Linked DNA regions of Homo sapiens: region 2 is linked to region 1. A link is an interaction called in ENCODE POLR2A ChIA-PET data of the cell type or tissue named here. Cell type or tissue: PC-9. All regions are shown on one strand. Links, peaks and the distances in the headings refer to the core of each region. The heading gives the core; the rest is flanking DNA.

Region 1 (5,349 bases), core at 738-4,737:
TCTGTTCAGTAAGCCACCATGGCACATGTTTACCTATGAAACAAACCTGCACACTCTGCAGATGTATCCCAGAACTTAAAGTTGAAGAAAATAAAAAGATGAATTTTTTAAAAAGTGTTTGCTTTTAGTTTTATAATAGCAATCCATGTTATGCAGCAAAGTTGCTGACTTCATGTGTGCCCTTTGGTGTCTTGAGGATTAATTAAACAATGCTCCCTCCAAAGCTGCTGTTTTAGGAGGCTTGCCACTGCTCATGCAGTGCTACCTTAGAGACAAGCATCATTCCAAACTAGCTGGATTTGAAATCAGAAAGGAACAGCACAGCAAAGATATAGCTTAAGAAAATTTCTTTCTGCCTGTGGCCCCTGCTCTAAGATCATGGTAGGTCAGAGCATCGTGTACTCTGTAGAATTGCAAAAGCTACTGTTTCACACTTAAGTTAGTGTAAAAAAAGGGAAGAATATAGGAAGCCCTTGTGACGTAAGTTGGATAAAGAATTGAAGGAAACTTGATTCCTGAGATTTCCTTCAAAAACTTCTGCCTTAGTCTTTATAAATCAGATATAATCGCTACCCCACTCCCTTTGTAAAATGCAACTCACTGGGGAGCAGTGCAGCAGCAGGGGTCATATTTTCTCTGTCCACCATACCAGGTTATTATTTCACGCTGCAGTGAGGCAGAGAGGCCAGGCAGGGAAACCCCGGACAATGGGTACATCTCTTAAGCCTATTGCTGAGGGAGAGAAATCACAGAGGAGAGCTCCAAGTTCAAAGATTGCAATTAAAAAATAGCATTTGTTACTATCTAATGTAAAACTTTAAAAAATAAAACAAAGAAGTAATTTGGTTTTTGCTTTTTGAGACAGAGTCTTGCTGTGTTGCCCAGGCTAGAGTGCAGTGGCATGATGTCAGCTCACTGAAACCTCCACCTCCTGGGCTCAAGCAAATCTCAGGTTTCAGTCTCCCTAGTAGCTGGGATTACAGGCGCCCACCACCAGGCCCAGCTAATTTTTGTATTTTTAGTAGAGACAAGGTTTCACCGTGCTGGCCAGGCTAGTCTTGAACTCCTGGCCTCAAGTGGTCTGCCAGCCTCAGCCTTCCAAAGTGCTGGGATCACAGGCATGAGCCACTACGCCCAGCCAAGACGCAGTTTTTTTCATTTGTGTGTTTTGACAGAGAAAATTCAAATCAGGCAACCAAATGTTTTTTTTTAATGTTTAAATTTATTTTCTACAGCACACATTCTACACTTAAAATCAGTATTTTTTATCTTTTTCTATAAGATGATTGATTGATTTTGCTTTCAGTTTCCCACTTGTCACCCTTGCTTCCAAATATTGTCAAGATAATCTAGATTTAAAAGCTGTCTTCTTGCTATAAATTTGTTCTTACAATATATTTTATTTCTAATTGTTTATATTAGATTTCATTTTATAATGGCACTTATAACAATTGTATAATAAATTTGTGTTTACTGGTTTGGGTGCTCACTACTTTTTTTTTTTTTTTTTTTTTTTTTTTTTTTTTTTTTTTTTAGGCAGTCTTGATCTGTCTCCTAGGCTGGAGTGCAATGGCACCATCTCGGCTCACTACAACCTCTGCCTCCCGGGTTCAAGCAATTCTCCTGCCTCAGCCTCCTGAGTAGCTGGGACTACAGGTGCGCACCACCACACCTGGCTAATTTTTCACCATGTTGGTCGGGGGTTTCACCATGTTGGTCAGGCTGGTCTCGAACTCCTGACCTCATGATCCGTCCACCTCAGCATCCCAAAGTGCTGGGGTTACAGGCGTGAGCCACCACGCCTGGCGTCAACATTCTTATGACTGTTTGTTGATAGACATAAGCACTCATGTTTTCGGGAAATATATTCACTAATTAATTATAGAATATGTGTGTTTAGCTTTACTAGATACTGCCAAACAGTTTTTTTGAAGTAGTTGTGCCAATTTACTAACCAGTCATGTAGTAGAGTTCCATTTGCTTCACATCCTCACCAGCATTTAGTACTGTTAGTCTTTTTACTTTTAGCCAGTTTATGGAAATGTAATGGTGTCTCCTTGTGGTTTTAATTTTAATGTCTCAATAAGTACTGAGGCAGAGGACATTTTCATATGCTTAGCTTTTGGATATTTTTTTGAGTGAAATGCCTACGGAGGCTTTGCCTCGAAGAAAGAAGGCCATTCAAGCTAAAGGAACAGAAATGTGCAAGTCACCACCAAAGTGAGAAATGTGCTTTTCTCTACATTCATTTAGCTTGAAGCTCATTGACCTTTTTGGTGCTTTGGTTTAAGTATTTTTTCATCAAATTTGAACAGTTTTGGCATTATTACTTCAAATCTTTTTTCTGCCTCAATATTTCTCTACTATCTGATATAATTACAGGTGTACATTACAGGTGCACAAGTGAGCAATGCTAAAGAAATGACAATGAGGAAATTGTGACTATTGCATAGACTGCATGAGGAGCTGTGGTCAGAGATAAGGGTGTACACACAAGCTTGGGCCATATCACAAAAGACTCAATGCCTAGATCTCTCACTTCCATGTCCCTGTTTTACTCAACCAATTTTTATTCAATACTATTTATTAATTATTTTCTATGTGTAAGGCACTGTCTTAGTCCATTTGTGTTGTTATAACAGAATACCTAAAAGTGGAGAATTTATTAATAAAAGAGGTTTATTTAACTCATGGTTCTGCAAGCTGGGAAGTTTAAGGGCATGGCCCTGGCTTCTAGTGAGGGCTTTTATGCTGCATCATAACATGGTAGAGAAGGTCAAAGGGAAAGCAGACACCTGTGAAGAGACAAAACTCAAAGAACGTGCTGGTTTCAAAACAACTCACTCTTGCGGGAATTAGTCCATTCCTATGGGAATTAATTCAGTCTCACTAATTTAGAACAAGAACTTACTACAGCAAGAATGGCACCAAGCCATTCATGAGGGATCCACTCCCATGTCCCAAACACCCCCCACCAGGCCCCACCTCCCAATGCCACTACATTGGGGATCAAGTTTTAACATGACATTTGATAATGGGATAAACAGACCATTTCCAAACCATAACAGACACTATTATAGAATATTTAGGAAAAGCAAAACTAAGTCAAGGACTTGACTGTCCAGAAGGTTGAAATCCAGATGTGATTGTTTAGGATATGACTTTGAACAAAGAAATGATTCTGTAGATAAAGCTGTATCTGCAATGGGACTACAGTCTTTTGCAGAAGGAAACTGACTCCTCTTCGGTCCCATAAGGACAGATCAGGAACAAAAACAAGCAAACCCACACAGATAATTAGGATTAAAATTCAGAAATGACATTAGAATTTTGTTTTGCATGCCTCATACTCTGCATGTCTCATACTCTGCTAATTCCTTTGCTTCCTCCGAATTAAACACAATTGCCAGTAGAAACTAGCAGAAACTTTAGTCTGCCACAACATCCTGACCTAGCAAAAGTTAGGGGCACTCTTACATCAATCGCCAATCTGATGAAGAAAATTGTTTACTTGAATCATAGAAACACATATTTTGCTGGAACACAGTGAAAATGTAGTAGTAACAAAAATATCTAAACTCTAGCCTTTATTCTCTGAAAAGTTTACACAGATCTTTTCCTCATGACGTTATTATGTTAAAGTTTGTGTAATTAGACAGTCTCAAAGCATAAGCAATTTCAATGTGACGTGTGTATTTTAGGGGAGAGGGACAGGAGAAGGACTTTTGGTGGAATTTATTACTACTTCAAAAAAGTAAACTTGGCAAATCCATCCCTTCTTGGCATTAAACAGATATTGTCTTCATAGTGGTAAATGGTCTCCATGACTCAGCCTCCAGTTGCAAGGCAGATGAGAGGTCTCTAAACCTGTCAGAGAGCCCACAGGGTTACTTAAGTCAACTCCCTGCCCCAGTCAGCTATCTATCTACTCCCCACAATAAATGGCTGGTCAGTTCCACTTTAAATATCTCTCAGATAAAGACCTATGCTCTTTCCCAGTAGATTTCTTCAGTCTTTTCTTGTTCTAAACATACTTTCTATAAGAAGATATTACTGCTTCTTCTGCCCTCCACATACGGCAAATACTTGCTCAACGTCATCTTTTTAGTAACAGAGGCCACATTATCTCAAAAAGTATATTTATTAAAAGGCTGGATTCTGCAATAAAAAATGTATACTTGGAAACATTCTTTGTTTCCAAGCAAATCTCAGTTATTGTAGGCTTTTTATCGTCATTTCTCTCACCTTCAATCAAGCAGGAAAATTTGCCCTACACTGTCTATTCTTCTTCTCTTTCCATTCAAATCTCCTAGTCTGGGATGACATAATGCCTGGTATTTAGGTGCATGCTACAGCCTCCGGGCTGTTTTTCCTGTTTCCAACCTTTCCCTAGATTGATCCTGCACGTATATGCCACCTTTATCTTCTTAAAATACTGTTTTTTTCCTCAATATGCTTCCAAAACGGAAGAAAGGAAACATAAGAAATAAGAGAATATGTTCATGACTGAGGGACAGGCAAATATTTTTAGACAAAAGCCAAAAAGAAAAAAATGATAAATAAATTGACCTATATTAAAATCAAGAACTTCTGTCCCTCAAAAGAAGCATTAAAAGAATGAAGGGCCGGGCCGGGCGCGGTCGCTCACACCTGTAATCCTAGCACTTTGGGAGGCCGAGGCGGGCGGATCACGAGGTCAGGAGATCAAGACCATCCTGGCTAACACGGTGAAACCCCGTCTCTACTAAAAATACAAAAAATTAACTGGGCGTGGTGGCGGGTGCCTGTGGTCCCAGCTACTCGGGAGGCTGAGGCAGGAGAATGGCATGAACCCGGGAGGCGGAGCTTGCAGTGAGCCGAGATCGAGCCACTGTACTCCAGCCTGGGCGACAGAGCGAGACTCCATCTCAAAAAAAAAAAAAAAAAAAAGAATGAAGGGCCGGGTGCAGTGGCTCACGCCTGTAATCCCAGCACTTTGGGAGGCTGAGGCAAGCAGATCACAAGGTCGGGAGATCGAGACCATCCTGGCTAACACAGTGAAACCCCATCTCTACTAAAAATACAAAAAATTAGCTGGGCGTGGTGGTGGGCGCCTGTAGTCCCAGCTACTCAGGAGGCTGAGGCAGGAGAATGGCATGAACCTGGGAGGCAGAGCTTGCAGTGAGCCGAGATGGCGCCACCTCACTCCAGCCCGGGCGACAGAATGAGACTCCGTCTTAAAATAAAATAAAACAAAATAATGAAAAGGCAATCATAGAGTGGCTTATGTGTATAATACACATAAACGACAGAAGAATAATAATCAGAATATAGAACAAATTCCTTGAACAATAAAGAAATAATTTATTC
Region 2 (5,349 bases), core at 849-4,848, 120 kb after region 1:
CCTCAGGAACCTTGGAAGACACTAGGAAGCACAGATATTCAGTGAAGACCTCATGTGACCTCAGAAAAAAAACCCTCCCAACTGAGGATTTTGGCCAGGTGAAATTATTCCCCTGTCCAATCCATACTAAACCTTTCACCCGAAACAGAAGATATCACTTCTTAAAATTGTGGAGGATGAAGCAGTCCTACTTAGAAATATCTGGTCTCCAGATTCAGCTGCAATGCCCCGTATTCAACCCCCAGATCTCTTCACATTTCTGGTTCTGTCTTCCAGCTTGGGTCTCAATTTGCCCATGACACCAAGTGGATCTGTTGACTGACCATGTGCCCCTGAACCAGCTCATGCCTCAGCTAGGCAGTTTCAGGGTCTCCTACCAGGTAACCAATCAAGCTTTCTGGAAGGACTTTTAGAGTCATGAAAGTGTCGTTGGAGTCCACTATGACTTTTAGCTAAGTGGAAAAAGCAAAATAAGAAAGTATTTCTTCACCTTAATTTAACTTAGATGCTGGCCTCTCTAGGAGGCCTTTTTTGAATGCTCCTCTTCCCCTGCAGTGCCCTCCCAGTCTGTGTTAGATGCCACTCCTATGTCCTCCGTGGTGCTTTTCACTTTCCTCCAAGACAGCACTCAATGAGTACTGTAATTGTGTGCACATTTATCTACCACTGCTTCTAACTTGTGAAACATGTATTCTCTCTTTTACTGCTAAGTCCATGGTACCTGTTGCAATGTCTTTAACATGATAGGTATTCAGTAATGAATGAACTAGGTAAAAAAATGTATCTGTAAAGACAGAGCTATAATAGGACACAGAAAAATGGAAAGTTCCATACAATGCTGATATGAAGTGATTTTGTTTTCTTTTTGTGATTTGAAATATTATTTATGCTGCTCCAAAGAAAAATAAGATAAACTTCTAAAAAATTTTTTTAATTAAACTTTTAAGTTCAGAGGTACATGTGCAGATTTGTTACATAGGTAAACTTGTGTCATGGGGGTTTGTTGTACAGATTACTTCATCACCCAGGTATCAAGCCCAGTACTCATTAGTTATTTTTCCTGATTCCTCCACCCTCTACCCTCTGATAGGCCCCAGTGTGTGTTGTTCCCCTCTATGTGTCCATGTGATCATGTGTTCTCATCATTTAGCTCCCATTTATAAGTGAGAACATGTGGTATTTGGTTTTCTGTTCCTGTGTTAGTTTGCTAAGGATTTTAGCCTACAGCTCTATCCACATTCCCACAAAAGACATGATCTCATTATTTTTAATGGCTACATAGTATTCCATGGCATGTACCACGTCTTCTTTATCCAGTCTACCATTGATGAGCATTTAGGTTGATTCCATGTTTTTGCTATTGTGAATAGTGCTTCAGTGAACATACATGTGCATGTGTCTGTATTGTAGAATGATTTATATTCCTCTGAGTATATACCCATTAATGGGATTGCTAAGTTGTATGGTATTTCTCTTTTTAGGTCTTTGAGGAATTACCACACCATCTTCCACAATGTTTGAAATAATTTATAGTCCCAAAAACAGTGTATAAGCATTCCTTTTCTTCAGCAACCTCACCAGAATCTGTTATTTTTTTTTTTTTACTTTAATAATAGCCATTCTGACTGGCATGAGATGGTATCTCACTGTGGTTTTGATTTACACTTCTCTAATGGTCAGTGATGTTGATCTTTTTTTCATATTATTGTTGACCATATGTATGGCTTCTTTTGAAAAGTGTCTGTTCATGTTCTTTGTTTACTTTTTAGTGGGGTTGTTTGCATTTTTCTTCTAAATTTGTTTTAAGTTCCTTAAAGATGCTAGATATTAGGTCTTTGTCAGATGCATAGTTTGCAAAAATTTTCTCCCATTCTGTAGGTTGTCTCTTCACTCTGTTGACAGTTTCTTTTGCTGTGCAGAAGCTCTTTAGTTTAATTAGATCCCATTTGTCAATTTTTGCTTTCATTGCAATTGCTTTTGGCATCTATATCATGAAATCTTTGCCTGTTCCTATGTCCAGAATGGTATTGCCTAGGTTATTTTCCAGGGTTTTTATATTTAAGTCTTTAATCTATCTTTAGTTAATTTTTGTATATGGTGTAAGGAAAGGGTCTGGTTTCAATCTTCCGCATATGACTAGCCAGCTATCACAGCATCATTTATTGAATAAGGAGTCCTTTCTCCATTGCTTGTTTTTGTCATGTTTGTTGAAGATGTGCAGCCTTATTTCTGCACTCTTTAGTCTGTTCCATTGGTCTATGTGTCTGTTTTTGTATTAGTACCATGCTGTTTTGGTTACTGTAGTCCTGTAGTATAGTTTGAAGCTGGGTAGCATGATGCCTCCAGCTTTATTCTTTTGGCTTAGAATTGCCTTGGCTATTGGGCTCTTTTTTGATTCCATATAGATTTTAAAATAGTTTTCTCTAGTTCTGTAAAGAATGTCATTGGTAGTTTAATAGGAATAACATTGACTTTATAAATTGCTTTGAATATTATAGCCATTTTAATGATATTGATTCTTCCTATCCATGAGCATGGAATGTTTTTCCATTTGTTTGTGTCCTCTTTGATATCTTTGAGCAGGGTTTTGTAGTTCTCCTTATAAAGATCTTTAACCTCCCTGGTTAGCTGATTCCTAGGTATTTTATTTTATTTCATAGCAATTATGAATAGGATTTTGTTCCTGATTTGGCTCTCATCTTGACTATTGTTGGTGTATAGGAGTACTAGAGATTTTAGTACATTGATTTTGTATCCTAAGACTTTGCTGAAGTTGTTTATCAGTGTAAGGAGCTTTTGAGCAAATAACCTGCTCCTGAATGACTTTGGGTAAATAATCATATTAAGGCAGAAATCAAGAAGTTCTTTGAAATTAATGAGAACAAAGAAACAACATACCAGAATCTCTGGGACATAGCTAAGGCAGCGTTAAGAGAAAAATTTACAGCACTAAATGTCCACGTAAAAAAGTTAGAAAGATCTCAATTTAACCACATAGTAACACAACTAAAAGAATGAGAGAACCAAGAGCAAACCAGTCCCAAAGCTAGCAGAAGACAAGAAATAACCAAAATCACAGCTGAACTGACGAGATTGAGACATGAAAAACCATGCAGAAGATCAATGAATCAAGGAGCTAGTTTTCTGAAAAAAAAAAATAATAAATAGACCACTAACTAGACTAGCAAAAATTTTTATAATGTAAGAATAACACTGACACCTGGCAACAGGCATAAAACAAAGCTAAAGAAGATTAAATTTTACAATTCTTCTCTAGCAAGGGCTCCTTCCAAAGCCCTGGCCCAAAATTTATATTAGTAACTCACTGTTCTTTTTCTTGGAGTGCCCCCCAAATTGTAGAAGCATCAGTCTTCTTAAAACCTATGTCAAGCCGGACACGGTGGCTCATGCCTGTAACCTTAGCACTTTGGCAAGCCAAGGCAAGTGGATCACCTGAGGTCAGGAGTTCAAGACCAGCCTGGCCAACATAGTGAAATCCTGTCTCTACTAAAAATACAAAATTTAGCCAGGTGTGGTGGCATGTGCCTGTAGTCCTGCTTACTTGGGTGACTGAGGCAGGAAAATCACTTGAACCTGGTAGATGCAGGTTGCAGTGAGTCGAGATCACACCACTGCACTCAAGCCTGGGTGACAGAGTGAGACTCCATCTCAAAACAAACAAACAAACAAACAAAAAACCTAGGTCCCCCTCTCCTAAAATCAAAACTGAATAAAAATAGCACAAAAATAAGAAAACCACAGTATTATTTTACTTATGAATATCAATACAAATAATCCTCAAAAAATGTCATTAAACAGAACTCAACAGCATATAAAATATAACACATGATGACCCAGTGGATTTTCTATTAGGAATGCAAAGATAGAGAGAAATTCACTAATATAATTTATCATCATAATAGCTCTAAGAAGAAAAGCCACACATCTTCATAGCTGCTGAAAAGCCATTAGTTACATATAATACTAATTTTTTAAATTTAAAAACCCCATTAAGAATAAATGGAGTCTTCCTTAACATGATAAAGGTACATCTAACTATACTAAAAAGTCTGCATTGCACTTGTCTATTACTATGCACCAAATGCATTTAAAAAAATAGTGGTTTTACAAAGATATGGAATCAAACTAAATGGCCATCAATGATAGACTGGATAAAAAAAAATGGTGTACACATACACCATAGAATACTATGCAGCCATAAAAAAGTACAAGATCATGTCTTTTGTGGGAACATGGATGGAGCTGGAGGCTGTAATCCTTAGCAAACTAACACAGGAAGAGGCAAACAAATTTCACATGTTCTCACTTATAAGTGGGAGCTAAATGATGAGAACACATGGACACATAGCGGAGAATAAGCACACACTATGGTTTTTTGGAAGGTGGAGGGTGGGAGAAGGGAAAGGATTAAGAAAAATAACTAATAGGTACTAGGCTTAATACCTGGGTGATGAAACAATCTGTACAACAAACCCCTATGACACAAGTTTACCTGTGTAACAAACCTACACTTATACCCCTGAAGTTAAAATAAAAGTTAAAAAAATAGTGGCTTTAAAACAATTACAATTATTCATTTTGCTTACAAATCTGGAGGTTGCATAGGCTTTGCTAGGATGCTTTTTCCAGGGTCTGTCAGAGTTACTGCCAGACAGTGGCTGTGGCTCAGGCCAGGGTCTGTCAGAGTTACTGCCAGACAGTGGCTGTGGCTCAGGCCACCTCCAAAGGTTTTTCACTTCAATGTCTGGTGCCCAGGCTGCAAAGACTGAAACAGCCGGGGCTGCAGCAGCTGAAGCTTCTCTTGCATTCCTCTCTATATGAGACCTCCAGGTAGGGACCTCAAGAGAGCTGGATTTTTTAAATGACAGCTAAAGGTGCCCAAAGTGAGTGTCCCAGTAGAGAGAAATTGGCATAGCCTTTTCTACCCTTCTGGGAAAGCCGACAGAGCAAACTTTGTTGCGCTGTATTTCTTGAGACAGCCATAAAGCCCTATCCAAGTTCAAGAAGAAGATGCATAGATTCCATCACTTAAAAAGAGACTGTCAAAAATTTGCAAATATGTTTTAAAAGCCACTGTGGCATTATACAATGGGGAGACACCAGAAGCATTCTGATTAAAGTCAAAAACAAAATAAGGATTCCATTATTAATTATGATTTAGTATTTGATATTATTCTAGAGTAGAGATGGGCAAACTTTTTCTATAAAATGCTGGGTAGCAGTTATTTGTAAACCATAATGTCTCTGTCACGACTACTCAACTGTAAGGCAAAAGCCATAGATGGTACATAAATGAATGGATGTGGTTGTGATCCAATAGAACTTTAT

What was found. ChIA-PET counts read pairs that join two places held together with the same protein. Peaks named below come from ENCODE experiments on the same cell type or tissue, not always from the same donor. Only the 100,000 strongest peaks of a DNase experiment are listed, where the experiment ranks them.
Region 2: POLR2A ChIA-PET joins it to region 1 with 7 read pairs; 2 of 35 experiments call an interaction of 5 or more read pairs at or near these places.

What each region holds. Positions count from the first base shown.
Region 1 is chr11:122,402,313-122,407,661 of GRCh38, forward strand. All of the region lies in intron 1 of MIR100HG (mir-100-let-7a-2-mir-125b-1 cluster host gene), which reads right to left. Among named protein-coding and RNA genes, the nearest start is that of MIR100HG, 18 kb to the right of the region's middle. In PC-9, for the core only: no CTCF peak of the experiment used is centred there; a DNase peak (open chromatin) is centred at 2,431.
Region 2 is chr11:122,525,874-122,531,222 of GRCh38, forward strand. No RefSeq gene overlaps it. Among named protein-coding and RNA genes, the nearest start is that of TRK-TTT2-1, 31 kb to the right of the region's middle. In PC-9, for the core only: no CTCF peak of the experiment used is centred there; no DNase peak of the experiment used is centred there; H3K27me3 peaks cover 923 bases.